2 separate regions of the Homo sapiens genome follow, and region 2 is linked to region 1. Evidence: read pairs that join two places in POLR2A ChIA-PET (ENCODE). Cell type or tissue: MCF 10A. All regions are shown on one strand. Links, peaks and the distances in the headings refer to the core of each region. The heading gives the core; the rest is flanking DNA.

What was found. Peaks named below come from ENCODE experiments on the same cell type or tissue, not always from the same donor. Only the 100,000 strongest peaks of a DNase experiment are listed, where the experiment ranks them.
Region 2: POLR2A ChIA-PET joins it to region 1 with 18 read pairs; 12 of 35 experiments call an interaction of 5 or more read pairs at or near these places.

What each region holds. Positions count from the first base shown.
Region 1 is chrX:23,890,861-23,903,798 of GRCh38, reverse strand. The region is part of intron 1 of APOO (apolipoprotein O); the gene reads left to right. Among named protein-coding and RNA genes, the nearest start is that of APOO, 11 kb to the left of the region's middle. In MCF 10A, for the core only: a CTCF peak has its summit at 1,750 (motif pointing right); DNase peaks (open chromatin) are centred at 1,778, 2,558 and 3,318.
Region 2 is chrX:23,799,093-23,816,011 of GRCh38, reverse strand. No RefSeq gene overlaps it. Among named protein-coding and RNA genes, the nearest start is that of SAT1, 24 kb to the right of the region's middle. RefSeq lists enhancers at 7,736-8,935, 8,543-9,541. In MCF 10A, for the core only: a CTCF peak has its summit at 8,081; a DNase peak (open chromatin) is centred at 8,351.

The sequences.
Region 1 (12,938 bases), core at 1,340-3,839:
AGAATGGTACGACTCAACAGAATGGTATGTTTTGGAAACTTGTGGGGTTGTTCTTTTTTTCTTTTTTCGTTTTTAACTTTGCAAAAATTATAACTGAAAATGGGGTTGTTCTTTATGTCTTTAGTTGTGTTGAACATTTACATACTGAAATATAATTCACATAAATCTTTCCTTTTTATTCACCTTTATGCTACCATCAGAGTATACTGATTTACTTTTTGGACTTATGCATGTAACTTAGTGATGAATTTTATTTCAGGATACCAGAAGAGTGTCAGAAAATATTTGTCATAAAATGGTGATGTTAGGTCTAGTAGTTGAGAACCAGTGCTTGTCAAACTTTAATGGGCATGTGACTCTTGTTAAAATGGATTCCAATTCAGTAGGTCTGGGATGCGGCCTCAAATGCTCCATTTTTTTTTTTTTTTCTAGATGGAGTCTCGCTCTATCACGCAGGCTTGAGTACAGTGGCGCAGTTTCTGCTCACTGCAACCTCCGCCTCCCGGGCTCAAGCAATTCCTCTGCCTCAGCCTCCTGAGTAGCTGGGATTGACAGGTGCGCGCCACCATGCCCAGCTAATTTTTTGTATCTTTAGTAGAGACGGGGCTTCACCATGCTGGCCAGGCTGGTCTCAAACTCCTGACCTTGTGATCCACCCGCCTCAGCCTCCCAAAGTGCTGGGATTACAGACGTGAGCCGCCGCACCCGGCCAGATTCTCCATTTTTTAACTAGTTCTATAGTTTTCGTTGGTCCCCTTTGACTAGCAAGAATTGAAGCCAATCGGTAGATGAATGGTTCTTGTGTTTTCGAGATGGATGGTCTTATGAACATGGTGGGATTTGGGAGAGGCACTGACCAAGGAACAAAAAGATAGGCCAGACCCTTTGAGGGCTCTGCTGAGAGCACTCCTGTATGTTTGTGCAGAGTGGGGATGGAGTAAACGGTAGGATTGATCGGGGTTTGGGAGTTAACAGCTTGGGTTAACTAGAACTGGAGGGCAAAGGAGTTAATAGTATAGGTGTTGGTAGTAAAAGTACAATGGTAGTAAAAGTGCAGTGTGTCTGACTAGTTATGTGCATATTAAGTACACATTGTACTTAAAATATATACTGCGATGTTTTGATATAGTTATTCATCTTCAGGTCACTAGGGGGCATTGGTGGATTAAAAAACACATTTGAAAAGCTGCCCAGTATTTGCATTCCATTGTAGGAAGCAGCTTTTCCTTGTGCTGCTGCAGGAAGTTTGAATATTGGATACATATACCCAGATTCACGTTATTAGATTTCCTTCATTACACAGATTTTATCCTAGTCCAACTATGGGCTGGGCATCATGCTGGACCCTGGTGGGTACAAGTGAAAAGACCCAGTTCTTATCTAGGAGAGAGGTCCCAAATCTGGCCACAAATCAGAATTATTCAAGGAGACAGTTTCCAAGCCCCTGCGCATGGTTCTGACTGACTTTTTAGTTGGCGTCCAGGAACTGCTAGTTTTGAAAAAGCCCCCCAAGGTGATTATGAAACTTTCATTTCAGAAGCTCACAATGCACTTACCAGCACAGACATTAAAGGTCCGTTAACGATGCAGTGGGTCTCAACCTTGACTGCATGTTAGAGCCACCTGGGGAGCTTTTAAAAGTCCCGATGCCCAGTCTAGAACCTATACCAATGACATCAAGAATCTCTAGGGGTAGGATTAGGCATCTAGTTTTTGGAGCAAGCAGCCAGCCTTGAGATCTACTGACTTAGAGGGAAGAGCAACAGCAGGGGGCATCAGAAGGCTTTATAGAGAAGAACATGCCTATGCTGATCTTTGGAGCTAGGCAGACAAGGTTGAAAGGGCCTTCCAAACAGAGAAGAAAAGCACATGCAAGGACACAGAAGTGTGAGAGTGTTCAGAACAGTGTTAAGACCTTGGGCTTCACTGTGTTCCTTGTGAGAGATACTAAAGTTTTCTGTAGCTGCTTCCTCATTTGTAAAACAAGGATGAGATGCTTACCAACCTCAAATTATTGTGTGGATTAAATTCATTCCTACGCAAAGCTTAGAACAGTGCTTGGCCCAAAGTAAGGGCTGAAGAAATGTGAGCTGTTACTTTTAGTTGGCATCTTGTAAGATGGCATCTTGTAACTACCTGTGTTACGGTGGTGCACGGTCTTGGGGCTCTCCAAAAGTATTTTTTATTTCAAAACTTGGTAGTCAGTTGGATGTGGTAGATGAGGGAGAAGGATAAATTAAGGTTTCTGCCCAGGCTTTTGACTTTTGACTGTGGGATCTATTCATTGAGGTGGGAACTATTCATTGAGGTGGGAAAGTGGAAGAAGGTTGAATTTGGTTTGAGGGGGAGGTGATGGTTTGGTTTTGAACAGGTTGGGCTTGCTGAAATATCTGGGCATTGGAAGGGGGAAATCAGTTGATGTAGAACCCCAGGGTATGGACTTTTCCTGCCACAGACGTGGGCTGGAAATTGGGAAATCATCAGCTGCTAACTGAAGCCTCCAGGGCAAGAAGGTGGCCTAGTGAAAACTGGTCTGTGTCACTTCCTTCCTCAAGGGCAAATAACATGACCTGTACTCAGAGCTCACCACACCAAGGAGCCTGAGTGAACATGTCCATGACTATGAGGTGTTATTACCTCACACATTCTTTGTGGCTTAGTGTAATACTTACATTGCCTGTCTTCCTGAAATTAATTTTCTTACCATGTTACTAGTATGTTACTAGAACTGCGCGGAGAATTACAATGCTAAATGGAAAAGGAAAATCATCTGTAAATTGGAAGAGTAATGTAACTTTTATACTTGAGCATTATTTTAAAAGCCACATATTTGGAAAGATAATGAAGGTTTTTTTTCCCTAACAGTTTAAGCATCTTCAAGGGAATTCTTCTTGAGGAATTATAGTAACTACATTTTTACTCACATAAATACATTTTTTATGTGCAGAATCAATTGGTTGTTTCTTTTTCCTTTCTTACCTTTCGAAGAAGTTAGACAGTGGATCACAGAGACGAAGAAAAAACTGCTCTGTAGCTCTGGATGCAATCTTTTCAGCCTCAGGTTCTAGTTGTGTTTCTGGCTGAGCGACCTTGTTGAGATTTCTTTTTTTTTTTTTTTTTTTTTGAGCCGGAGTCTTGCCCTGTCACCCAGGCTGGAGTGCACTGGCGCAGTCTTGGCTCTCCGCACCCTCCGCCTCCTGGGTTCAAGCCGGTCTCCTCCCTTAGCCTCCCAAGTAGCTGGGACTACAGGCATGCACCAGCACGCCTGGCCTAGTTTTTGTATTTTTATTAGAGATGGGGTTTCACCATGTTGGCCAGACTGGTCTTGAGCTCCTGACCTTAAGTGATCTGCCCTCCTTGGCCTCCCAAAGTGCTGGGATTACAGGCATGAGTCACCATGCCGGGCCAGTTGAGATTTCTTAATCTCTCAGCGTCCTCTGATCATGATCCTGTGGGGATAGTAGTATGTCCCTCTGTATCTCACAGGATTGTTGGGAGATTCAATTGAGATAATATGCGAAAAGAACCGTGAACTACAAAGCACTATATCAATGTAAGGTGTTTTCTGTTCCTCTTGTATCACATTTGTCCACTGAAGTAATCTATGCTTGCAGGTTAGCACTCTGGACTTAACAACTGTAAAACGTGAATTAACTTGGGTTATTTCACTTCTCATTTGGAAATGAATTCTGCTCAGGACACTGTAGCATTCTTCTATCTACTTCTGAAATGCAGATAGCCTCACAGTTGTAACTAACACTGGAAGAGGAGAAAGAAGAAGTAAAACGATACATTAAAAGAACGGAGAGATTAGAGGCACAGTGGAGGAGAAAAGTAGATGATGTACCAGACATTTATGATAAATGAATTGATTACCCCATGAGGCCTGTTGATATTTGTAGACTTTTATGACGTAAAGGTTTAATTTATAATCTATATGTATATGTGTTCCACACCCATGTCCTTTCTAGGCTAGACTGGAACTTCTTAGAGGCTAGGAAACGAACTTGCATATTTGTTTGTATTGTACATTTAAAATTAGATATATAAATGCATGTTATTAGGTGTGTAATAAATCTCAATAGCAAAGATATCTGTTTCAAAAAGTTTAGACTTATTTTTAATATGACAAGAAAGTACTAAGAGATCTTTAAAATAAAGGAATTGAAAGAGTGTATCAGTTGATTTTCCCCAATAATGCTTAAGTGGAATTTTACAGTTAGTTCATACAGCATGAAACTTTATATATTTTCAGGGACAAAAAAATCCTAGTCTAAAGTTATATTTTAGAATTTGGAAGTTATTTATTTTTCACTTTTGCTGAGTTTTTCCTAATTTTTGCATAGCCTCATGCCAGTTTTGTTAGAAAATTTAATCAGTGCCAATTTCTTAATGTGGTAGGTTTTTAAACTTATTTTCAGTGTTCACTAAAACTTGGAGAAGCAGGAATGTAGGGCAAGGGTCGTAGAGTTTTCAGTATGCTGAAAGCCTATGACTTTGATTGTTAAGCTATATTTTCCTGATACAGCTTTATGCATTATGGATAGTATAGTTGAATTTTAAGTGAATATTGTTTTAAAGGCACTTTAAGTGCAGTTATCCTTTGTCTTCCTATTTCTGGCTGTTTGAAGCAATGCAGCGTGTTTTATTCAAAGCCCACACTGGCTCCCGCTTAAGGACTTCTTTGTTTGGTTCCATGAGGATGAGGAGCCCCCTCTGTGGGAGCTAGAGATAGATCCACAAGTGCATGTTCATTGCCTTAGTGTGGAGGAATTCCCAGTAGTTTCTTTTTTCAGATATTCCTGAAAAGAAGTCTATTCCTTCTTCTGAACAGTCTTTTAAAATGGAATATATGAAACTAACTAATAAAGGTTCTTTTTTTCTTTTCCCCCATTCCACAAACTTCAGTCCTTGTGAACTAGCCTGTTTTTGTTTGTGCTTGCTGAAAATGAGTCTCCTCTCCTATTAGAGATGCTGATTCATGTGACATGGGTTAGACTGGTGAGTGAGTAAGTAAGCAAAAAGTGATTATACGGGCTCCAAGAAGTTTCCTACATTGTCTGTTGATGGTTTACCTCACTTGGCAGATAGAACTGAGCCTGTTTGTGGAGTCACACCATTTGGGAGTCCTGTTAAAGTTGCTGGGTATAGTCCAAACATTTACTTTACTTGTTTTTGTTCCTTATTTTTGCACAGATTTTCATTATGAGGTCAGATGGTTATCAACCGAATTGAGTCTTGTACATGATTTTTTTTTTCCAAAAAAGGCTTACAGTTTTCCTTAAAGAAGAAAAACGCACATGAATAACTGAGATGAAGTCAAAGGCAGTTTTCATTAGTGAGTTTAGAGTTCTCTGTGCACATGGTGGTCTGTTAAGATATGAAACCCGGGTCTAGGCCCGACGTGGTGGCTCACACCTGTAATCCCAGCACTTTGGGAGGCTGAGGCAGGAGAATTCCTTGAGTCCAGGAGTTTGAGACCAACCTGGGCAACATGGCGAAACCCCGCCCGTCTCTACAAAAAATGCAAAAATTAGCCAGGTATGGTGGTGCCTGCCTGTAGTCCCAGCTACTTGAGAGGCTGAGATGGGAGGATCACTTGAGCCCAGGAGGTTGAGGCTGCATTGAGCTGTGATTGTGCCACTGCATTCCAGCCTGAGTGACAGAATGAGACCCTATGTCAAAAAAAACAACAACAAAAAAAGAGATATGAAACCCATGTCTAGGTAGATTTTTTTTTTTTGAGACAGAGCCATGTGTCTAGATAGAAACCTGTGTCTAGATAGATTTTTTTTTTTTTTTTTGAGACAGAATCATGCTCTGTCTCCCAGGCTGGAGTGCAGTGGCACAATCTTAGCTCACTGCAACCTCCACCTCCCAGGCTCAAGCGATCCTCCTGCCTCACCCTCCTGGGTAGCTGGGACTATGGGCACGTGCCACCATTCCCAGATAATTTTTTGTATTTTTTGTAGAGAGGGGGTTTCACCTTTAGCCTGTTGCCCAGGCTGGTCTTGAACTCCTGGGCTCAAAGGATCCGCCCACCTCGGCCTCCCAAAGTGCTGGGATTACAGGCATGAGCCAGCATGCCCTGCCCAGATAGATTTTACTTTGACAGACTAGCTCTCCTATTAAATGATGTACATTTTATTAGTTGCTTGGAAACACAGATGCATTTGAAAAGCTAAACTTGAAGTAAATGTTTCCCAACGATTTTTTCCTCCCTATATTTCCTTAATTCAGAAAAGATTGAGTGGGTCCCAGGATGCCATTCTAATAGAGAAAAAAACACATATATATAGGAGTCTTAAGTAGCAGTAAATTTCTGTCTGGATGAGGAAGTTCAAAATAAATTCTGGACTTGATAAATTACATATTATCTGTGTTCCAAGTCTTTAAAACCAGTATAGCCCAACTGGATGACTCAAAACCTGCCTAAATGAACAATTATCTCACTCTTTGGCCCTAAGGTTTTCTTCCTGTTTATCGCACAAGTTTATTATTTTTCTACATGAATTTTATAAAATCTAATCGCTATCTTTAAAGAGTAGAAAATGAAACAATTGCAGATGAGACATTTTGTTTGCTTTGCTGACCTAATTTTGTGGTGAATTCTACCCTCCAAAGATGAAACAGAACTTGGTTTTCTGTGAGAAAAAGATAATATTAGTCTTGAAAACAGCCTCATTTTTTTCTCTGCTTATCTCTTTAGATTGTAGTCTGTTTACAGTGGATGAGAAAGAGCTAGGAAATACCAATTACTGTAGTACAGAACTAAAGAATTAAAAATTTCTCATAAAATAGTTCTATGTTTGTTGTATTAGGAAGAGTTTTTTTAATGTTGTTTGAAGTCTAAACTTTACTGGGCATGGTGGTTCACACCTGTAATCCCAGCGCTTTGGGAGGCCAAGGCAGGAGGATTGCTTGAGACCAGGAGTTTGAGACCAGCCTGGGAAACATAGTGAGACTCCATCTCTACCAAAAAAAAAAAAAAAAATAGCTGAGTGTGCTCCGTCACACCCATAGTCCTAGGTACTTGGGAGGCTGAAGCAGAAGGATTAGGTGAGCCCAGGAGTTCAAGGCCACAGTGAGCTATGATTGTACCACTGCACTCCAGCCTGAGTGACAAAGGGAGATAAATTCTTGGCTTTATATCCTCCTTTGCTGTGAAACAGATCGAAATGATTGTGGGTTTTATTGTTATTGTTAAAGTATGAGTGCTCCCAAATTTTACATTCAAATGAATGCATCAAAACAGTCGTTTTGAGAGGATAGATTTAATTATACTGTCATTATATTTATTCCAAAAATTCTATCACTGATCAAAACATTTTTACTCTTCCTCATTTGGAATTATCTTCAAACTTTGTGGCAAACCTTTATAATATCCTCAGGAGCTAGCCATTTTTGTTCTTTGCATGTTACAAAACAAATCAATGGTTTTTTTGTAAAAACTTCAGGAAATAGAGATAAGAATTACCTTTAATATCACCACCTATAGACAACCACTGTTAACATCATATTTTTTTTTTTTGAGACGGAGTCTTACTCTGTTGCCCAGGCTGGAGTGCAGTGGCGCCATCTTCGTTCACCGCAACCTCCATCTCCCGGGTTCAAGCAATTCTCCTGCCTCAGCCTCCTGAGTAGCTGGGATTACAGGCGTGCACCACCACGTCCGGCTAATTTTTGTGTTTTTAGTAGAGACAGGGTTTCACCGTGTTGGTCATGCTGGTCTCGAACCACTGACCTCGTGGTCTGCCCACCTCAGCCTCCCAAAGTGCTGGGATTACAGGCATGAGCCACTGCGCCCGGCCCTAACATCTTTTTAGACTCCGTTCTGGACATATTCAAATATACCCTTGGTATGACATTTTCAAAAAACTCGGTGGAATCATACTACAAGTCCCCTTCCTCTTTTTTTTTTTTAAAAAAAATGCCATTTTCTTTTCTTCTTCTTCTTTTTTTTTTAGTAGAATGAGATAATCTTATTATTGACCAAGTTTACATAAAGCTTGATTCTTTACCGCCACCACCACCACAACAGAAAGAAAAGTTTATGTTGGACACTACGTTTAATTAGGAGATGTAGAAAAGGTTCCAGTAGAGATTGTTTTAATGAAGACTAATATTGTAATTTTTTTTTCTATTTTACTCTAAGTCCTGGGATACATGTGCGGAACATGAAGGTTTGTTACATAGGTACACATGCCATGTTGGTTTGCTGCACCTATCAACCTGTCATCTAGGTTTTAAGCCCCGCATGCATTAGGTGTTTGTCCTAATGGTCTCCCTCCCCTTGCCCTCCATCCCCTGATAGGCCCCAGTGTGTGATGTTCCCTTCCATGTGTTATCATTGTTCAATCCCACTTATGAGTGAGAACATGTGATGTTTGGTTTTCTATTCCTGTGTTAGTTTGCTGAGAATGATGGTTTCTAGCTTCATCCATGTCCCTATAAAGAACTCATTCTATTTTATGGCTGCATAGCATTCCATGGTGTATATGTGCCACATTTTCTTTATCCAGTCTATCACTGATGGGCATTTGGGTTGCTTCCAAGTCTTTGCTATTGTAAATAGTGCTGCAATAAACATAGGCGTACAGATGCCATTTTCTCATCTTTGTGTGTGTGTGTGTGGAGATAATGAATCTTTTTTTTTTTTTGAGGCGGAGTCTCACTCTGTCACCCAGGCTGGAATGCAGTGGTGCGATCTCGGCCCACTGCAGCCTTTTGCCTCCTGGGTTCGAGCGATTCTCCTGCCTCAGCCTCCTGAGTAGCTGGGGCTACAGGTGCCCACCAGCTAATTATTGTATTTTTAGTAGAGACAGGGTTTCACACTATGTTGGCCAGGCTTGTCTCGAACCCCTGACCTCAAGTGATCTGCCCGCCTCGGCCTCCCAAAGTGCTGGGATTACAGGCTCGAGCCACCGAATCCGGCCCATTCTCTATTCTTTACCACTCTTATTTAAAATATATCGAGACTGATTTTCTTTACTTTTTTTTTTTAAGCGGAGTTTCACTCTTGTTGCCTAAGCTGGAGTGCAGTGGCATGATCTCGGCTCACTGCAACCTCCGCCTCCAGGGTTCAAGCAATTCTCTTGCCTCAGCTTCCTGAGTAGCTGGGATTACAGGCGCACTCCACCATGCCTGGCTAATTTTTTCTATTTTTAGTAGAAACAGAGTTTCACCATGTTAGCCAGGCTGCTCTTGAACTCCTGACCTCAGGTGATCTAACCAACTTGGCTTTCCAAAGTGCTGGATTACAGGCGTGAGCCACGGCGCCTGGCCGAGACTGATTTTCTTTTAGGCTTAAAATGTGATCTGAAGGCATTTAGAAATGGAAGCCATATGATTACATATTAAAAGTAAATTTTGGTTGGGTGTGGTGGCTCATGTCTGTAATCCCAGCACTTTGGGAGGCCTGAGGTCAGGAGTTTGAGACCAGCCTGGCCAACGTGGCAAAACCCCGTCTCTACTAAAAATACAAAAATTAGCCAGGCGTGGTGGTGTGGGCCTGTAATCCCAGCTACTTGGGAGGCTGAGGTAGGAGAATCGCTTAAACCCGGGAGGCGGAGGTTCCAGTGAGCCGAGATCACACCACTGCACTCCAGCCTGGGTGACAGGGCGAGACTCTGTCTCAAAAAATAATAATAATAAAATAAATTTTAAAAAATAAATTTCACTTATGAAATTTATATAAATAGTTGTAGTAAATTCCGACTCCATATATGATTTATCAAGGTAACTGCTTTGAAAAGAAAACATCTATTTAAAAAAAATGTTGTAAGTAATACTGAAATACTTTTCCTTGTAAAAAGTCAAAATAGTACAGTTGGTCAGGTTGCTATTGTCCACCTCCCCCCAGCCCCCTTTCCAGAGAAAGCCTCTGTTCTGTTTGGTGTGTGGCCCTACATGTTAGAAAGGATTGCTGGCCGGGCATGGTGGCTCATGCCTATAATCCCAGCACTTTGGAAGGCCGAGGCAGGCAGATCACCTGAGATCAGGAGTTCGAGACCAGCCTGGCCAACATGGAGAAACCCCATCTCTACTGAAAATACAAAAAAAATTAGCTGGGCGTGGTGGCAGGCACCTATTATTCCAGCTACTCAGGAGGCTGAGGCTGGAGAATCACTTGAACCCAGGAGACGGAGATTGCAGTGAGCCGAGATTGTGGCACTGCACTCCAGCCTGGGTGGCAAGAGTGAAACTCTGTCTCAAAAAATAAAAAATATAAAAATAAAAGATTGCTGTATAAAATGTAGATACTGTCCTGAATGCTCCTTATGGAGGAGAGTATTCTGTATTCTTTTGACGTTTCAAGAATTGTGGACTCATTTCTCTTGATTTTTATTTTTATTTATTTATTTATTTATTTTTCAGACGGAGCCTTGCCCTGTCGCCCAGACTGGAGTGCAGTGGCGTGATGTCGGCTCACTGCAAGCTCCGCCTCCCAGGTTTTCTCCTGCCTCAGCCTCCTGAGTATCTGGGACTACAGGTTCCCACCACCACGCCTGGCTAATGTTTTGTTTTTTTTTTTTTTGTATTTTTAGTAGAGATGGGGTTTCACCATGTTAGCCAAGATGGTCTCGATCTCCTGACCTCGTGATCTGCCCGCTTCGGCCTCCCAAAGTGCTGGGATTACAGGCGTGAGCCACCGCGCCCGGCCTTTCTCTTGATTTTTCATTCAATTTACAACACGTTACTGAGGACAACAGTGTAGCCTGATTTTGACAAAATTTTTTTATTGTCTTCATCATTTTGTTGTATTCTGAGTTCTTTCACATAGTTCTTTTTTTTGTGTTGGTTACTTAGAATAAGAATAATCTCAAAAGTATTGTCAGTGTTCATAGTTTGTTTTTTTTTTTTGTAAAAAACCCATTTCAGATTTTTACCTCCTAAATAATTAGAATCAGATTAAAATAGTTTTGTTTCGAGTGAAAAATGCTGTCAGAATGGAAATTATTGCAGAAAAGGTTGACTGAGGCCAGGCGCGGTGGCTCACGCTTGTAATCCCAGCACTTTTTTTTTTTTTTTGTGACGGAGTCCCGCTCTGTCGCCCAGGTTGGAGTGCAGTGGCGCGATCTTGGCTCACTGCAAGCTCCACCTCCCAGGTTCACGCCATTCTCCTGCCTCTGCCTCCTGAGTAGCTGGGACTACAGGCGCCCGCCACCATGCCCTGCTAATTTTTTGTATTTTTAGTAGAGATGGGGTTTCACTGTGTTTCTAGGATGGTCTCGATTTCCTGACCTCGTGAACTGCCCACCTTGGCCAATTCCAGCAGTATGAGAGGCCAAGGCAGGTGGATCACCTGAGGTAAGGAGTTTGAGACCACCAGCCTAGCCAACATGGTGAAACCCTGTCTCTACTAAAATTCCAAAAAGTAGCTGGGCATGGTAGCGGGCGCCTGTAATGCCAGCTACTTGGGAGGCTGAGGCAGGAGAATCGCTTGAATCCGAGAGACGGCGGAGGTTGCAGTGAGTGGAGATCGCGCCACTGCACTCCAGGCTGGGCGACAGTGCGAGACTCCGTCTCAAAAAAAAAAAAAATAATTAGCTGGGTGTGGTGGTGGCTGCCTGTAATCCCAGCTACTTGAGAGGCTGAGGCAGGAGAATCGTTTGAACCCCAGGGGCACGGAGGTTGTCTTGAGCCGAGATTGCGCCACTTCACTCCAGCCTGGGTGAAAGAGCAAAACTCTGTCTCAAAAAAAAAAAAATTTATTTTCATTCTTTATCATTAAAGAGTTGCTTTTATGTTGTCCTTTGTGTGGCTTGTAGGATCATTAAATAAGGTAGAGAATCTCATAAAAACAGTTTTGGAGAAAGATAGTTGAAAGCATAATGTCATACATTTTAAATATATAAATGTAAACTATATATAGAAATACATAAAGTATTATATATACTTAAACTATATAAACTATATTTTTAAGTATATATAGTATGTATAAGTCTATAAGTATATATATACATATAGTTTATATACATATATATAAACTTGGTAGAAGGGTAAGATACTGTAAGTGTATATATACTTACATAGAGAGAGTTTAAATTATTTACATGGAAAATAGAAATAATATATTCCATCACTCCAAAAAAAAGGTCACCTTTGGATATAGCCTGTTTGAAGTAGCAGTTGAAAAGCCTGGTAACATGTCCCTCAGGGAGTTAGAAACACAGGAAACACACAAGCCTGAGGCTTAGGGAGAGGCCCAGGCTAGGGATACTGATTTGAGCATCAGTAGCATATGAGTGGGAGTTAAAGACTTAGATTTTGGCCAGGTGTGGTGGCTCACGCCTATAATCCCAGCACTTTGGGAGGCTGAGGCAGGTGGATCCCTTGAGCCCAGGAGTTTGAGACCAGCCTGGCCAACATGGCGAAACCCTGTCTCTACTAAAAACACAAAAATTAGCTGAGCGTGGTGGCGGGCGCCTGTAATCCCAGCTACTTGGGAGGCTAAAGCATGAGAATCCCTTGAACCCGGGAGGCGGAGATTGTAGTGAGCCGAGATCAGGCCACTGGACTCCAGTCTGGGTGACAGAGCGAGACTCTGTCTGAAAGAAAAAAAAAAGAAAGAATTAGATTTTAATGAAATTGCCCTGGAGTGAGAAGAGGAGAGAGTTAAAGACTACTCCATGACTCATCAACCTTGAAGAGCTATGCAGAGGAAGAGAAGGCCCAAAAGGGGAGGAGAGAGTACCTAGAAAGCCTCTAGAATGGGGATAGGGTAGAATCCTGTAAGCCAAAGAAAGGGGTTGAAGATGTAGAGTAGTCACCAGTTTCAGGGTGCAACCAAGATGCCAGATGTCCAGTGGGGTTTAGCAACTGGGAGGCTATTGGTGGTCTTGGGAAGAAAGGTTTTAGGTGCATTTAGTAGTAAAGGGAGGAGGAGATAAAATTGAGAAAGCAAACAGAATCTGCCTTTTTGACTTTGTGCTTAA
Region 2 (16,919 bases), core at 6,802-9,301, 93 kb after region 1:
TTTCTAATCTGGGTTGTGAGACAGGCAGACACACAAGTTAGTATATTAAAATTGTAGTAGGTATGACCTCTTGACCAGCTTAAGGTACCAGTGTCACTTTGCTGTAATGAAATTAATTGGTCAAAAACACACATACCCAAATTAGTAGGCAGTCCGGTTTCATATTCTCTCTCTCTCTCTCTGGCTCCCTCTCTTCCCCCCGAGGGGTTTACTAGGTCTGAATGGGTCAGTCCTAAATGAAAGACAGCCATGTGGTCATTACCACCTGATCATCTACTGAAAATTAGTAATCGCAAGGACTGGAGTGGCGGCCAGTCTTTCATACTCCTATAGGTGATTTGTACCCATGGACAAAGCCATTATCCCAGAGGGAGTCCCAGTACACGCCCAGGTGGTTTCAGCCTGAGGCATATACCACCAAACCTGCTGGCCACAGCAATATTTCTAGTTCCACATATTCTTGTAAAACCTTGCCATTCCTCCCACCAAAAGGTAGAGTCTAATTTTCCTCCCTTTGAATATGGGCTGACTTGGCCGGGCGCAGTGGCTCACGCCTGTAATCCTAGTACTCTGGAAAACTGAGACGGGTGGATCACCTGAGGTCAGGAGTTCAAGACCAGCCTGGCCAACATGGTAAAAACCCGTTTCTACTAAAAATACAAAAATTAGCCAGATGTGGTGGCATGCGCCTGTAATCCCAGCTACTCGGGAGGCTGAAGCATGAGAATCGCTTGAACTCGGGAGGTGGAGGTTGCAGTGAGCCAAGATCACGCCACTGCACTCCAGTCTGGGCGACAGAGTGAAACTCTGTCTCAAGAAACAAAAAAAAAGAATATGGGCTGACCTTAGTGACCTCCCCCACAATGACCTGGATGCAGCCAAAGTGATACTGCATGACTTCTGAGGTTAGGTCATAACCTTCCACCCGGTTGTCTCTCGTCATTGTCACCCTCAGAACCCAACCACCATTCTGTGAGGAAATGCAGGCCCCATGGAGAGGAATGGTGCAGGTACCCACTGACAGGCAGCATCACTCAGCAGCTCTGTGACGATGTGAGCCTTCTAGTGATGACAGCCCCCAGCCTTCAAATCTTCCAGCTGAGATGTTATAAGCAGTGAGAACCTGTCCCTGCTGCTGTGCCGTGATGGAATTGCTGACTCACAGAATCTGAGCGTAATAGGTGCTTGTTTTTTGTTTTTTTTTTTAGTTTAGTTTTGTTTTTTTTGTTGTTGTTTTGAGACAGACTCGCACTGTTGCCCAGGCTGGAGTGCAGTGGCGTGATCTTGGCTCACTGCAACCTCTGCCTCCAGGGTTCGAGCGATTGTCCTGCCTCAGCCTCCCAAATAGCTGGGATTACAAGTGTGTGCCACTATGCCCGGCTAATTTTTGTATTTTTAGTAGAGACGAGGTTTCACCATGTTGGCCAGTCTAGTCTCGAACCCCTGAGCTCAGGTGATCCGCCCGCCTCGGCCTCCCAAAGTGCTGGGATTACGGGCGTGAGCCACCACGCCCATCCGGCAAGGGGAGTCTTTAGGAAGCACCATGGCACTGCACTGGCTCCTAGAAGCAGGGAAGAGGAGTCAGGAACTGGGAGGATGCCTTCAGTTACACAAGAAGAGATCATGACAGCAGTCCAAGCTGGGATGCCTTTGGGAGGTAGAGGACTAGTACTCTTCATAGACTGGGTTTCATGCCTTGAGGAGGGGAAGGGGAGAGGGACTGTGGGGTCTGAGACCTCTCCCTTAGTTCTGTATATTTGGAGACCACAGCTGTATCCGTTTGGAATGGGTTCAGATGTGAGTAATAGAGACCTTAAAATTCATGGCAAAAATACAGAATTTATTTCTCAAATAAAAGAAGTTTATACGTAAGCAGTCCAGGACTGGTATGACAGCTCCAGGGACATAAGGGACCCAGGTTTGTTTCAGCTTTTCACATTGCCATTCCTGGGGTATAGTCTTCATCTTTAAGGTCTAAAATGATTGCTGGAGCTCCAGCCATCACATCATAGTTCCAAGAAGCAGAACAGAAGAAGAGAGGAAGGAGTATGTGCCACCTCCCTTCCAAGACTTCCCCAAAGTTCCACCCAATACTTCAGCTTACTCATTGACTGTAACTTAACCTGGCTGCAATGGAGTCTGAAAAATGTAGTCTTTCAGCTGGGAGGCAATATGCTAAGTGAAAAATTGGGATTCTTTTAGTTTGAGAGAGAATTAGAGAGTAGAGATATGGTAGCCAGCTAAAGTCTATACCACAACAGCCTAAAAGCCAGTGTGGGCATGGTCACTAGGAAATCCAGTTCATTCCCTCATTCCCTTTGCATTTAGGGAATGAGCTTGTTTTGATGTGTTCAGTATAAAGATACCAGATATACTTGTCCTATTCATTCAGCAAACACGTACTGAATGTCAGTAAATTGCAGGCATAGAACTGGAGATGAAACGTTAAGACATGGTTTTTAGCCGAGTGCGGTGGCTCATGCTTGTAATCCCAGCACTTTGGGAGGCCAAGGTGGGCAGATCACTAGAGGTCAGGAGTTCAAGACCAGCCTGGCCAACATGGTGAAACCCCGTCTCTACAAAAAAATGCAAAAATTAGCTGAGAAGGTTGTAGTGAGCTGAGATCGCACCATTGCACTCCAGCCTGGGCAACAGAGCAAGACGCCATCTCAAAAAAAAAAAAAAAAAAAAAAGACATAGCTTTTTTTTTTTTTTTTTTGAGACAGTTTCGCTATTGTTGCCCAGGCTGGAGTGCAATGGTGTGATCTTGGCTCACGGTAAACTCCACCTCCCGGGTTCAAGCGATTCTCCTGTCTCAGCCTTCAGAGTAGCTGGGATTACAAGCATGTGCCACCACACCCAGCTAATTTTGTATTTTTAGTAGAGACAAGTTTCTCCATGTTGGCCAGGCTGGTCTCAAACTCCCAACTTCAGGTGATCCGCCCACCTCGGCCTCCCAAAGTGCTAGGATTATAGGCATGAGCCACCTTGCCCAGCCTGACATGGTTTTTAATCTTCAAAATCTCACAGTCTGGTGGATATTTGCTGTTTTTGTCTTCCCAGGACTCATTTCCCCTTCATCTGATAAGCCCTCTTTCCACTGAGAAATATATTCTATGTGCTTTGGATGAGTTTGACTGTATTCCTCCTCCATAATCAAGGGATGGAATGACAAGAGCCTGGTGACTATTTACTCTTGGATCTAGTCATGACTAAAGTCAGATCCGACGACTTTCCAGTTGTTTGGACCAAACACATTCCTTTTTTTTTTTCTGAGACAGAGTTTCGTTCTTGTTGCCCAGGCTGGAGTGCCGTGGTGCGATGTTGGCTCACTGCAACCTCCGCCTCCTAGGTTCAAGTGATTCTCCTGCCTCAGCCTCCTGAGTAGCTGGGATTACAGGCATGCACCACCACGCCCAGCTAATTTTTGTATTTTTAGTAGAGATGGGGTTTCACCATGTTGGTCAGGCTGGTCTCAAACTCCTGACCTCGTGATCTGTCTGCCTTGGCCTCCCAAAGCACTGGGATTGCAGGCTTGAGCCACTGTGCCTGGCTTTATTTATTTATTTATTTATTTTTGCTTAGTTTGAGTTGCTTTCTCTCACTTGCAACCATAGGTCCTGTTTAATCAGTTATTTTCCATAAGATAGAAATTACTGGCCGGGCGCAGTGGCTCACGCCTGTAATCCCAGCACTTTGGGAGGCTGAGGTGGGCAAATCACTTGAGGTCAGGAGTTCAAGACCAGTCTGGCCAACATGGTGAAACCCCATCTCTACTAAAAATGCAAAAAAAAAAAAAATTAGCTGGGCATGGTGGTGTGTGCCTATAATCCCAGCTACTCGAGAGGCTGAGGCAGGAGAATGGCTTGAACCCAGGAGGCAGAGGTTGTAGTGAGCAGAGATTGTGCCACTGCACTCCAGCCTGCGCTATAGAGACTCCGTCTCCAAAAAAAAAAGGAAAATAAAGTACTATACAAAGGAATATAGGTATAGGTGTCATCTCTGCCTTCCGTTGTCATAAATTTTCATTTTAGCCTGCAATTGCGTTAAAACCTGCAAGACTATTTTTACAGGTTTTACCCATTTCCCAAATTTGGGCCTGCCCATGCTATCAGTACTGCTCTTGAGGCCGCTTACTCCAACTCTACACACGCATGTCCTTAAAACAGCTGTGACACCCCTCGAAGAGAGGAAATGTGGGTCATATCTTGTTGGGGGAAGAGAGGAGGTTATGACATTTTAGCCAACACTGAGAACCCATCAAATATGGAATGCAGGGTGAATATCTATTGTTTAAATCTGAAGGGAGCTGTTTCCCTGAAGGGGAAAAAGTTCGATTTAGTACTAAGAATAGAGCAAGAGAAACATCGGCTCAGTGCCTTCAGCTGAGAAATGAATTTCATTAGAGTCACAGTTATTGTCTATTGTTCCCATTGGTTGTTCTGGTTGGGCTGAGATCTGATTTTCACTTCAATTCTCACAGTCGGCATTATTACTTCCCTTTGTGTAACCTTTGGGAAGAAATTCAATATGAATCAGATTTTGTTTTTAGCCCCCGCCAAAGAGGGACTTTTTTTTTTTAATACAATGAGAACAGACTCAGCCTTAGATCAAAATACTTATGTCACAATGGAAGATCTTTTAGGAGTACGATTGCGTCCTCTGCCTTTCATTGTTTCATAATCTGCGATTGCACGTCTCTTCCCGTCCCTAATTTAGAGCGGGTGCGCCTGCTGCTTAAACCCTTTGACTTCTTTCAACTCAGGCTTCCTCTTTTCTAATTTTTTTCTCACCATATTTGCAAACCTGAGATTTATTACTGGCTGCTTCCCAGTCAAGGGAACATGCAAATCTCTCAGACTTCAAGGGAACATCCCAGTTTTTGACTCTCAGCCTTTCTTGTTCTACGGGCTGAGTTTGGATCTTTAGTCTTCCCAGAGATTCTGTGAGTGGTGAGATAGGCTTCCCAAATTTTCTTCCCTCGAGTTACCTAAATTCTGTTTCTGATGTTTGAAACCAAGATTTTTTTTGTGTGTGGTAAAAAACACATAAAATGTACCATCTTAACCATTTTAAGGTATATATTTCAGTAGGGTTAACTATATGCAAATTGTGAGACAGATCTCCAGAACTTTTTCATCTCGCAAAACTGAAACTCCGTACCTATTAAATAACTCCCCATTTCTCCCTCCCTCCAACTCCTGGCGACCACTATTCTAAACTCTGTCTCTACAAATTTGTCTACTCTAGACACCTCATATAAGTGGAATCAGACAGCATTTGTGTTTTTGTGATGAACTTATTTCACTTAGCATAATGTCCTCAAGGTTCATCCATGATTTAGCATGTGACAGGATTTCCTTTTTTATTTTTTGACTTTTTGTAGACATGGGGGTCTCTCCATGTTGCTCAGGCTAGTCTCGAACTCCTGGGCTAAAGCAATCCTCCTACCTTGGCCTCCCAAAGTGTTGGGATTACAGGTGTGAGCCGCCACCATGCCTAGCTAGGATTTCCTTTTTAAGGCAGAATAATATTCCATTGTATGGACAATACCACATTTTGTTTATCCATTCATCCATCAATGGACATTTGGGTTGGTTCTACCTCTTGGCTGTTGTGAATAATGCTGCCATGAAAACCATAGGTGTGCAAATATCTCTTCGAGATCCTGCTTTCAGTTCTTTTGGCTATATACCCAGAAGTGGGATTGCTGGATCAGATGGTAATTCTATTTTATTATTTTGACACAGGGTCTCACTCTGTTGCCCAGGTTGGAGTTCAGTGATGCAATCTTGGATCACTGTAGCATTGAACTCCTGGGCTCAAGTGATCCTCCCACCTTAGCCTCCTGAGTAGCTGCGACCACAGTTGTGCACCACCACACCTGGCTAATTGTTTAATTTTTTTTTTATGAAGATGGAGTCCCACTATGTTGCCTAGGCTGGTCTTGAATCCCTGACCTCAAGCAATCCTCCCACCTTGGCCTTCCAAGGTGTTGGAATTACAGGTGTGAGCCACCACACCCAGCAGGTAGTTCTATTTTTAATTTTTTGAGGAACCACTATACCGTTTTCATCTTTTGGTTTTTAACTCAGATACCTAAGTTTTAATCTGTTTGTTGATTAAGAAGTGTACGTCAGGCCAGGCACCGTGGGTCATGCCTGTAATCCCAGCACTTTGGGAGGCCGAGGCATGCGGATCACCTGAGGTCAGGAGTTTGAGACCAGCCTGACCAACATGGTGAAACCCTGTCTCTACTAAAAATGCAAAAATTAGCCGGGCGTGGTGGTGCGTGCCTGTAGTCCCAGCTACTTGGGAGGCTGAGTCAGGAGAATCGCTTGAACCCAGGAGGCTGAGGTTTCAGTGAGCAAAGATCATGCAACTGCACTCCAGCCTGGGCAACAGAGTGAGACTCTGTCTAAAAAAAAGAAAAAAGAAAAAGAAGTGTATGTCAAGGAAACACCAATATTTTGTCACACAATGAGAAAAAAATGGGTGGAGCAGAATTTATATCAAATTGAAATTACAAAATGAAATTATAGCAACCTTCCAGTAGTGGGCCTTTCATTTTGAGATCAGACTCTTCAAAATTTAGCTTCATTTTCAATCTATGATTTTTCACTTCTTTGTACTGTTTTTGGTCTCGTCTCATCAAACTTCATTTCCTCTACTAGAATGAATTCTCAGAGATAAAGAGGAGTTAGAAATCTACTTTTTTCTCCTTTGGAGCTCTCTTTAATTATTAGGTGAAATAAAACTAGACAAAAAACAAAGCTACTGCATGCCCACCATTACATATTTTTATGGCTAATATTATGTATACTTTTGTTCAGACAGATGGTGCTGTTAAGAAGGAAACTTCTAGCTGGGCACAGTGGCTCATGCCTGTAATCACAGCACTTTGGGAGGCCGAGGCGGGCGGATAACAAGGTCAAGAGTTCGAGACCAGCCTGGCCAAGAGACCAGCCTGGCCAATATGGCAAAACCCCGTCTCTACTAAAAATACAAAAATTAGCTAAGCGTGGTGGCGGGCGCCTGTAATCCCAGCTACTCGGGAGGCTGAGGCAGGAGAATTGCTTGAACCCGGGAGGTGGAGGTTGCAGTGAGCCGAGATCGCGCCATTGCACTCCAGCCTGGGCGACAGAGCGAGACTCCAACTCAAAAAAAAAAAAAAAAAAAAAAGAAGGAAACTTCTTGATCGAGCTCTGCTGTTCTATACCTTTACACCAAAGTACTCTGATTGTTTGTTAAAATACACACACATGGCCGGGCGCGGTGGCTCACACCTGTAATCCCAGCACTTTGGGAGGCCAAGGTGGGCAGATCATGAGGTCAGGAGATCGAGACCATCCTGGCCAACATGGTGAAACCCAGTCTCTACTAAAAATACAAAAATTAGCTGGGCATGGTGGCGGGCGCCTGTAGTCCCAGCTACTCAGGAGGCTGAGGCAGGAGATTTGCTTGAACCTGGGAGGCAGAGGTTGCAGTGAGCTGAGATCGTGCCACTGCAGTCCAGCCTGGTGACAGAGCGAGACTCTGTCTCAAAACACACACACACACACACACAAACACACACGCACACGGTCCAATCTCTTTTTTTGTTTTGTTTCTTGAGACACAGCCTCACTCTGTCACCCAGGCTGGAGTGCAGTGGTGTGATCTCGGCTCACTGCAACCCCCTGCCTCCTGGGTTCAAGCGATTCTCCTGTCTCAGCCTCCCAGTACCTGGGATTGCAAGCATGCACCACCAGGCCCAGCTAATTTTTGTATTTTTAGTAGAGACAACGTTTCACCATTTTGGCCAGGCTGGTCTCGAACTCCTGGCCTCAAGCAGTGACTCGACCTCCCAAAGTGCTGGGATGACAGGATGACAGGCGTAAGCCACTGCGCCCGGCCAGAACTTTGCATGTTTCAAAGAACTCCAGGTAGGCTTTTTTTTTTTTTTTTTTTTTGAGATGGAGTCTCGCTCTGTCACTCAGGCTGGAGTGCAAGTGGTGCGATCTTGGCTCACTGCAACCTCTGCCACCCAGGTGCAAGCGATCCTCCTGCCTCAGCCTCCTGAGTAGCTGGGACTACAGGCACGAGCCACCACACCTGGCCAGGCTGGTCTTGAACTCCTGACCTCGTGATCCGCCTGCCTCGGCTTCTCAAGGTGCTGGGATTACAGCAGTGAGCCACCGTGCCCGGCCTCCAGGTAGGCTCTTACTTGGAGTGTCCACTTGTAGGTTCCCACGCAGTTTTGCTTCTAGTGGTTCTAGTGAGTATTGAAAGCTAATGACTCACCGGAATGTTTACTCTTTTAATTCTTTTAACAGTCCGCCTGCCGGTCTCCTTCTACCTTTGATGTTAACTGGCTAACACTGTGGTTCATTTCCTGTTATTTGCAACTTTGGAATTAAACTCATACATGAAATCAAAGCAAATGAAAGGCGCAGGTCAGCTATCCTGTTAAGGGCTACAGCTGTGGTTCTGGAAGCTTCCAGTCCAACAACTAGCTTGTTTTCCCTCCTCCCCGCCCCCTGTGGAGGCCTCTCTTTCTTAGGCAGGGTAATTAAGGTTGGCCTAAGGCTTTCTAAGCAAATGTGTGTTCTGCACCAGTGGTTAGTTTTTCCTACACTGAGTCACATATCTTGCTGCTAGGGAAATCTATTTGACAAGACTCAAGTGGAGAATTTGTCACAGTTTGTTTAGCATGTAAGGCCTTGTCCTTGAATGCCCTTTACCCCTTAGATTCTGGATATAATGATATGGTGGTACACGTTTGCTTATTAGCTGGTGGGAGGGGGTGAAGAGGAGTCTTTATGGGCAGTCGTTTTCTTTTCTTTTTCTTTTTTTTGGGAGGAGACGGTCTTGCTCTGCCGTCCAGGCTGGAGTGCAGTGGCGCGATCTCGGCTCATTGCAAGCTCCCCCTCCCGGGTTCAAGCAATTCTTCTGCCTCAGCCTCCCAAGTAGCTGGGATTACAGGCATCTGCCACCACGCTTGACTAATGTTTGTATTTTCAGTAGAGACGGGGTTTCGCCATGTTGGCCAGGCTGGTCTCGAACTCCTGAGCTCAGGTGATCCGCCCACCTCGGCCTCCCAAAGTGCTGGGATTACAGGCTTGAGCCACTGTGCCTGGCCATGGGCAGTCGTTTTCTTACACAGAATTTGGAGTCAGAGGTACTTGTTTTCATCTGTTTACAACCGGTTCAACATTCCAAGGTCATAAACTTACACATCTACCTCATAAATTGCTTGTACAGATTAAACAAGATAATGTAAGTTATGTGCAATAAATGTTGTTCCTCGATAGCCGCCTATTTAATCACGTATTAGAAAAACATTCTCAGCCAGGCGCGGTGGCTCATGCCTGTAATCCCAGCACTTTGGGAGCCCGAGGTGGGTGGATCACGAGGTCAGGAGATGGAGACCATCCTGGCCAACATTGTGAAACCCCGTCTCTACTAAAAACGTGGTGGCAGGTGCTTGTAATCCCAGCTACTCGGGGGGCTGAGGCAGGAGAATCACTTGACCCCTGGAGGCGGAACTTGCAGTGAGCCGAGATCGTGCCACTGCACTCCAGACTGGTGACAGAGCAAGACTCCATCTCAAAAAACAAAAAAAGAAAAAAAAAAAAGAAAAAGAAAAAAAGAAAAACATTCTCGCTGTATTATAGTTTCTGTCATAAGAAAAGAATCAAATTGGCCAGGCGTGGTGGCTCACGCCTGTAATCCCAGCACTTTGGGAAGCCAAGGTAGGCAGATCGAGACCATCTGGCTAACACGGTGAAACCCCGTCTCTACTAAAAATACAAAAAATTAGCAGGGTGTGGTGGCGGGCGCCTGTATTCCCAGCTACTCGGGAGGCTGAGGCAGGAAAATGGCGTGAACCCGGGAGGCGGAGCTTGCAGTGAGCCGAGATCGTGACACTGCACTCCAGCCTGGGCGACAGAGGGAGACTCCGTCTCAAAAAAAAAAAAATCAAATTTAGGCTGGGCACGGTGGCTCAAGCCTGTAATCCCCAGCACTTTGGGAGGCCGAGGCAGGTGCATCACGAAGTCAGGAGTTCAAGACCAGCCTGGCCAAAACGGTGAAACCCCCGTCTCTACTAAAAATACAAAAATTAGCCAGGCGTGGTGGCGCACACCTGTAATCCTAGCTACTCAGGAGGCTGAGGCAGAAGAATTGCTTGAACCCGGGAGGTGGAGGTTGCATTGAGCTGAGATTGCACCACTGCACTCCAGCCTGGGCGACAGAGCAAGAATCTGTCTCAGAAAAAAGACAAAAAAAAAAGGATCAAATTTACCAAGTCTTATCTGGTACTCTACTACATGCCAGGCCTGCGGGTGCTGTGAAAGGTAGGAGGCAGAAAAAAGCATAACATGACATGCTGGCAAGCCGTTTAGGACTCAGGCAGGGAGGAAAGCTACGCCATGTGATCTATTAAGCAATACGGGTCAGTCTATAAGTAAGAGGTACAGTTCTGAGTGGGACTGAGCCCTGTGACCTGGGGTGGAGTCTTGCGCTGGGAGTTCAAGGACTGAGAACGGAATAGGAATTCCCGAAAAAAGAAATCGGTCAGGCTTGGTGGCTCACACCTATAGTCCCAGCACTTTGGGGGACCTAGGTGGGCAGATCACTTGAAGTCAGGAGTTCAAGACCAGCCTGGGCAACACAGGGAGACCCTGTCTCTACAAAAAATAAAAAAAATTAGCCGGGCATAGTGGTGCGCACCTGCAGTTGCAGCTACTTGGGAGGCTGAGGTGGGAGGATCATTTGAGCCCAAGAGGTCGAGGTTGCAGTAAGCCGATATCACACCACTGCCCTCCAGCCTGGGCAACAGAGCGAGACCCTGTCAAAAAAAAAGAAAGAAAGGGCCGAGCACAGTAGCTCACGCCTGTAATCCCAGCACTTTGGGAGGCCAAGGCAGGTGAATCACACGAGGTCAGGAGTTCAAGACCAGCCTGGCCAACATGGTGAGACCCTGTCTCTACTAAAAATACGAAAATTGGCTGGGCATGGTGGCGGGTGCCTGTAATCCCAGCTACTCAGGAGGCTGAGGCAGGAGAATCGCTTGAACCCAGGAGGCAAAGATTGCAGTGAGCCAAGATTGCCAACTGCACTCCATCCTGGGCAACAAGAGCGAAACTCTGTATCAAAAAAAAAAAGAAAGGAGGGAGGGAGGGAGAAAGGAAAGAGGAAGGAAGGAAAGAAGGAAGGAAGGAAGGAGAGAGAGAGAGAAAGAGAAAGAAGGAAAGAAAGAAAGAAAAAGAGAGAAAGAAAGAAAAGGAAAGGGGAAAGGAAAAAGGAAAGGAAAGGAAGAGAGAGATCATAAACTGCTGCTGCGCTGTTATGTCAATGCTTGGCTCAGATTCCCACAGGTCTTGAATGTGCAGGAGAGTCAAAACTCTCTTCTCTTAGTGTCCTGGCTGAGCCTGAGAATTAAATTGACATAAAGTATATTAACAGGAGAAAAGCGTACTAATTTAATGTAAGTTTTATGTGACTCAGGAGCCCTGGGAAGGAAATGAAGACCCAAAGAAGTGACAAAACCAACAGGCTTTTGTATTAGGTTGAACAAAGAGAGGCAGTTGTGGAAAAGTAACTAAATTATGTGGGGAGTTTGTTAAAGGAAGGTAAGAATTAGTTTCACAAAGTATGTTTGTACAGGATTCTCAGAGCTGTGACTCCCCGGGGAAGAATGTTACTTTTTTCCTGGTACAGGGAGGGCATGTTCACATGGGAGTTTCTCTCTCCTGTTTGCAGGAAGCAAAGGGGAGATTAGAATGCCCTTCTTGTATCTGCTGTTTTTCAAGTGCCTTTAGCTTGAAGTAATCCTTACGTCATGGTGGCATATTTTGGCATAGAGTATTCTGCCACCCTTCAGCTGCATTTTGTAGCAGGCGCACCCTCAAGGCAAGGAAGATGACAGCCAACAGTCCCAGGCTACAGCCTCCAGCTTGCGAACTATTGCGAAATAGTGTTAGCCATGAAATCCTGGCTTGGCCCAGTTTGCCCAGCCCTGAGCCAACTCTTTGGGATGGTCTTGGAGAGGGGCAGGGCATCATGACTGATCATTGTACCAGGTAACCATGCAAGCAGTAGAGGAGTTCTCCAAACGAATGAAAGGAAATGGGGGCACTTTGGGAGGCCGAGGCGGGTGGATCACCTGACGTCAGGAGTTCCTGGCCAACATGGTGAAACCGTCTCTACTAAAAATACAAAAAATTAGCCGGGCATGGTGGCGGGTGCCTGTAATCTCAGCTACTCAGAAGGCTGAGGCAGGAGCTTCACTTGAACCCAAGAGATGGAGGTTGCAGTAAGCTGAGATGTCGGCACTGCACTCCAGCCTGGGCAACAGCAGTGAGACTCCATCTCAAAAAAAAAAAAAAAAAAAAAAAGTTTAATATGTTGCTCATTTCTCAGCCCTTGCTGTTCAGCACATTTTCCCCACAGGTTCTGACAACTCTGTTTTTTTTCCTGCTCGCTTTCCTTGTCCTACTTGCAAATCATGTGATTCTACTTTTCAGTGCTTTCTCTTTCTCTTCATCTTCCTTATCCTTTGGACTCTTCATTAGGGCTTGTTTTGGACTTTTTCTAAAACAAAGCACTAATAATGAAAACCTTTCCTAAAAGTTGTTAGGGTACTGTATGCAATGTATACTGGGATAATTGGGCCTGTTACCCTAGGAACCACCCCAGACTGCCCCCTAAGAGTATAGGTGGGAGTGTACAGATTGTGATGATGATATGATTCTGTTTTATAAAATGAAAGAAGTTAGACATGAATCCAACAGCATCAGCCACAACAGCTTCAAAAAGAAGTCTTCCATATAAATAATTCATATTAAAAGATTTTTTTTTCAGTTAGAATAAATAATCCCCTTCTAAACCTTTAAATCATCCAGAAAACATATTTGATGTTTCTGTCCCCAAGTATATACGTGTGTTTTATTTTTTATTTTATTTTATTTTTTGAGACGGACTCTCGCTCTGTCACCCAGGCTGGAGTGCAGTGGCATGATTTTGGCTCACTGCTACTTCTGCCTCCTGGGCTCAAGTGATTCCCCTGCCTCAGCCTCCCAAGTAAGTGGGATTACAAGTATGTGCCACCATGCCTGGCTAATTTTTATATTTTTAGTAGAGATGGGGTTTTACCATGTTGGCCGGACTGGTCTCAAACTCCTGGCCTCAAGTGATCCGCCTGCCTTGGCCTCCCAAAGTGCTGGGATTACACGTGTGAGCCACCGCACCCAGCCTATATGTGAGTTTTATATTCTTTGTTTATTTTCAGTACTCAAATAGTAAAGGCAAAGGTTTATCTGAGTTCTGATGATAGCTTCCTTAACAGGAAATGAAACTGCCAATGTTCCACAAAGCAGACAAAGTACCTAATTTGTTGAAAAAAATCATGCTGAATCACCAGAATAAAACTGTCTTAAGCGTAATCAACTGAACATTTGTGTGTAACTATTTTTAAAATTAACTTGCCTTCAAAATTAAATGGCTCTATAGACAGTCATGTAATGGTGTGATCCACAATTTAAAATGTATTTTTAGAATTTCCGACTTACGTGCTGATTAGAAAACCTGCAAGTCACAATCATTTGACATTCTGGAATAGGGCAGTTGGAGTTGGAAGTGGGAAGAAAAGTCACTGGAAAATTTTAAGAACAAAGTAATGTTAGGCCATATATACTACTTTTTATTTCTGTATAGTCTGAATTGTTTGTGAACTGCTTTTACTTTAACACGATTAGAAAATTGCATAGCTTTACACACTGTCAAAGGTTTTTGGAGGGCTTGTTTTTATTTATATTTATATTTATATTTATTTATTTATTTATTTTTGTAGAGACAGGGTCCCACTGTGTTGTGCAGGCTGGTCTTGAACTCCTGGCCTCAAGCAATCCTCCTGCTTTGACCACCCAAAGTGCTGGGATTACTGGCGTGAGCCACTGAGCCTAGCCTTGTTTTGTTTTTTAATTTTATTTATTTTTATTTTTATTTTTGAGATGGTGTCTCGCTCTGTCGCCCAGGCTGGAGCACAGTGGCACGATCTCGGCTCACTGCAACCTCCACCTCTCGGGTTCAAGCGATTCTTCTGCCTCAGCCTCCCGAGTAGCTGGGACTACACGTGTGCGCCACCATGCCCAGCTAATTTTTGTATTTTTAGTAGAGACGAGGCTTCACCATATTGGCCAGGCTGGTCTCGAACTCTTGACCTCGTGATCCGCCTGCCTCAGCCTCCCAAAGTGCTGGGATTAGAGGCATGAGCCACCACGCCCAGCTTGTTTTGTTTTTTTAAGTAACTACTTTGTTAGTTGATTATTTGGTTTACCTCACAGTCTTCCAAATTACTTTTTAGTTTTATTGGTTTTTAAAATTTTAAATTGAGACGGGGTCTTGCCATGTTGCCAAAGCTGGTCTCGAACTCCTGGGCTCAAGCGATCCTCCCACCTTGGCCACCCAAAGTGCTGGGATTACAGGCATGCGCTGCTGCACCTGGCCTACTTTTTATTTTTATTTTCATTTATTTATTTAGTTTTTTTAAAGACAGGGTCTTGCTCTGTCACCCAGGTTGGAGTGCAGTGGGGCAACAATAGTAGCCTCAAACTCCTGGGTGCAAGGAATCTTCCTGCCTCAGCCTCCCAAGTAGCTAGGACTACAGGCATGTGCCACCATGCCCAGCTATTTTCTTAATTTTTTGTAGAGACAGAGTCTTACTATGTTGCCCAGACTAGTCTCAAATTCCTGGCCTCAAGCAGCCCTCTCACCTTGACCTCCCAAAGTGCTAGGATTACAGGGAAGAGCCGCTGCACCCAGCCCCAAATTACTTTTTAGAATATATGCTTTATCACTTTGCTCACTTTACACACATGAGAAACACTTTTTACTAGAGAAACACACTTTTCTACTAGAGAAACTGGAAAGCAAAATACTAGAATTCCCAGACTCCCTTACAGCTAAGGGTTGCCAGGTGACACATTGCAGCCAATGAAATGTAGGTGGAAGTGCTTGGAGATGGCTTTCTTCAGAATTTAAAAAACAAAAAAAGGCCAAGCAGTATGAGGAAAGGCTGTGATTTTTTTTACCTGCTGCCTTCCGCCATTTCCCTGTGTAGAATGGACACATTGCAGGAAGCGACATTGAGCTGAGAGCTGAGGGGTCGGGCACGGTGGTTCACACCTGTAATCCCAGCGCTTTGGGAGGCGGAGGCGGGAGGATCACCTGAGGTCTGGAGTTCGAGACCAGCCTGGCCAACATGGTGAAACCCCCGTCTCTACTAAAAATACAAAAAATTAGCTGGGTGTGGTGGCAGGCACCTGTAATCCCAGCTATTTGGGAGGCTGAGGCGGGAGAATCGCTTGAACCCAGGAGGCGGAGGTTGCAGTGAGCCGAGATCACACCACTGCACTCCAGCCTGGGTGACAGAGTGAAACTCCGTCTCAAAAAAAAAAAAAAAAGGTGCAAAGAATGTGATTTCTGGTGTACTATACATTATGCACATGGCTTACATCTATTTTTTTCTTTTTTTGAGACAGTCTTGCTCTGTCGCCCAGGCTGGAGTGCAGTGGCATGATCTCGGCTCACTGCAACCTCTGCCTCCTGGGTTCAAGCGATTCTGCTGCCTCAGCTTCCTGAGTAGCTGGGATTACAGGTGCCCCCCCCCCCACCACGCCCTGGTAATTTAAATCTATTTTTATTGCTTCAGAATCTTGGCACAGCTCATTTAGCTTGTTCGGTTAATGGAAAGTGCCTGTTCTATAACTTAATGACAAAGCCATTCCTTACTATCAAACCAATCAGCCAAATCAGACTAACTTGTAAACGATTGTGCAGACCAGACATGGTGGGTCATGCCTGTAATCTTAGCACTTTGGGAGCCTAGGTGGGCAGATAGCTTGAGGCCAGGGGTTCAAGACCAGCCATGAGCAAGATGGCGAAACCCCGTCTCTACAAAAAAAAAAAAAATTAGAATAAAAATATTAGCCAGGCATGGCGGCGTGCACCTGTAGTGCCAGCTACTCGGGAGACTAAAGTGGAGGATCACTTGAGCCTGGAAGGTTGAGGCTGCAGTGAGCCATGATCTCGCCACTGCACTCCAGCCTGAGTGACAGAGTGAGACCCTGTCTCAAAAAAAAAAAAAAAAGCAATTTGTCATCTGGATTAAACAGCTGCCATTTTTTTTTCTTTTCTTTTTCTTTCTTCTTTTTTTTTTTTTTAACCAAAGCTCTCTTTTTTCAGGTCTTGAGAAAGCAAATTGTCCCAAACTTAATCTGGAAGAGAACTTTTAGGGCTGAGGTAGTTTACAGTCTGTTCCGGGACGTAATCAGCAATCCTGATGTAATGTTTGAGTAATCTTTTTCTGGAAAGTTATGGTTTCCCCCCAGCTGCCTGGCTGCTGAGACTCTGTAACCCATAGTTCATTGTATCACTTTTATCTCTACCAAGAAAGCAGTCTTCAAACTGACTTGCTGAGGAGCTTCTTTCTTTGTGAAACTTGAAATAAAACCCCAGTACATGCTCCTACCTAAGTAATCTGAGAAGGGGTCTCAACTCTCTGGGAACTCTTCCCTTGAGAGCTGTACATTCCTGAATTATTCTTTGGTTTGGTGCCCAGAGGTTTTTACACCTTGGGGGTAGCACCCTCTGCTAAGATTCAGGGTAGGTTAGGGGTACACCTTTCTTTAGTAAGGTGGGAGAAGGGCATTCATTTATTTATTTTAGGGACAGGGGTTTCACTGTGTTGCCCAGGCTGGTCTCAAACTCCTGGGCTCAAGCAATCCACCCACCTCCTCCTCCCAAAGTGTTAAGAGTACAGCCGAGGCCAGGCACGGTGGCTCACCCCTATAATCCCAGCAGTTTGGGAGGCCAAGGCAGGTGGATCACCTGAGGTCAGGAGTTCGAGACCAGCCTGGCCAACATGGTGAAACCTC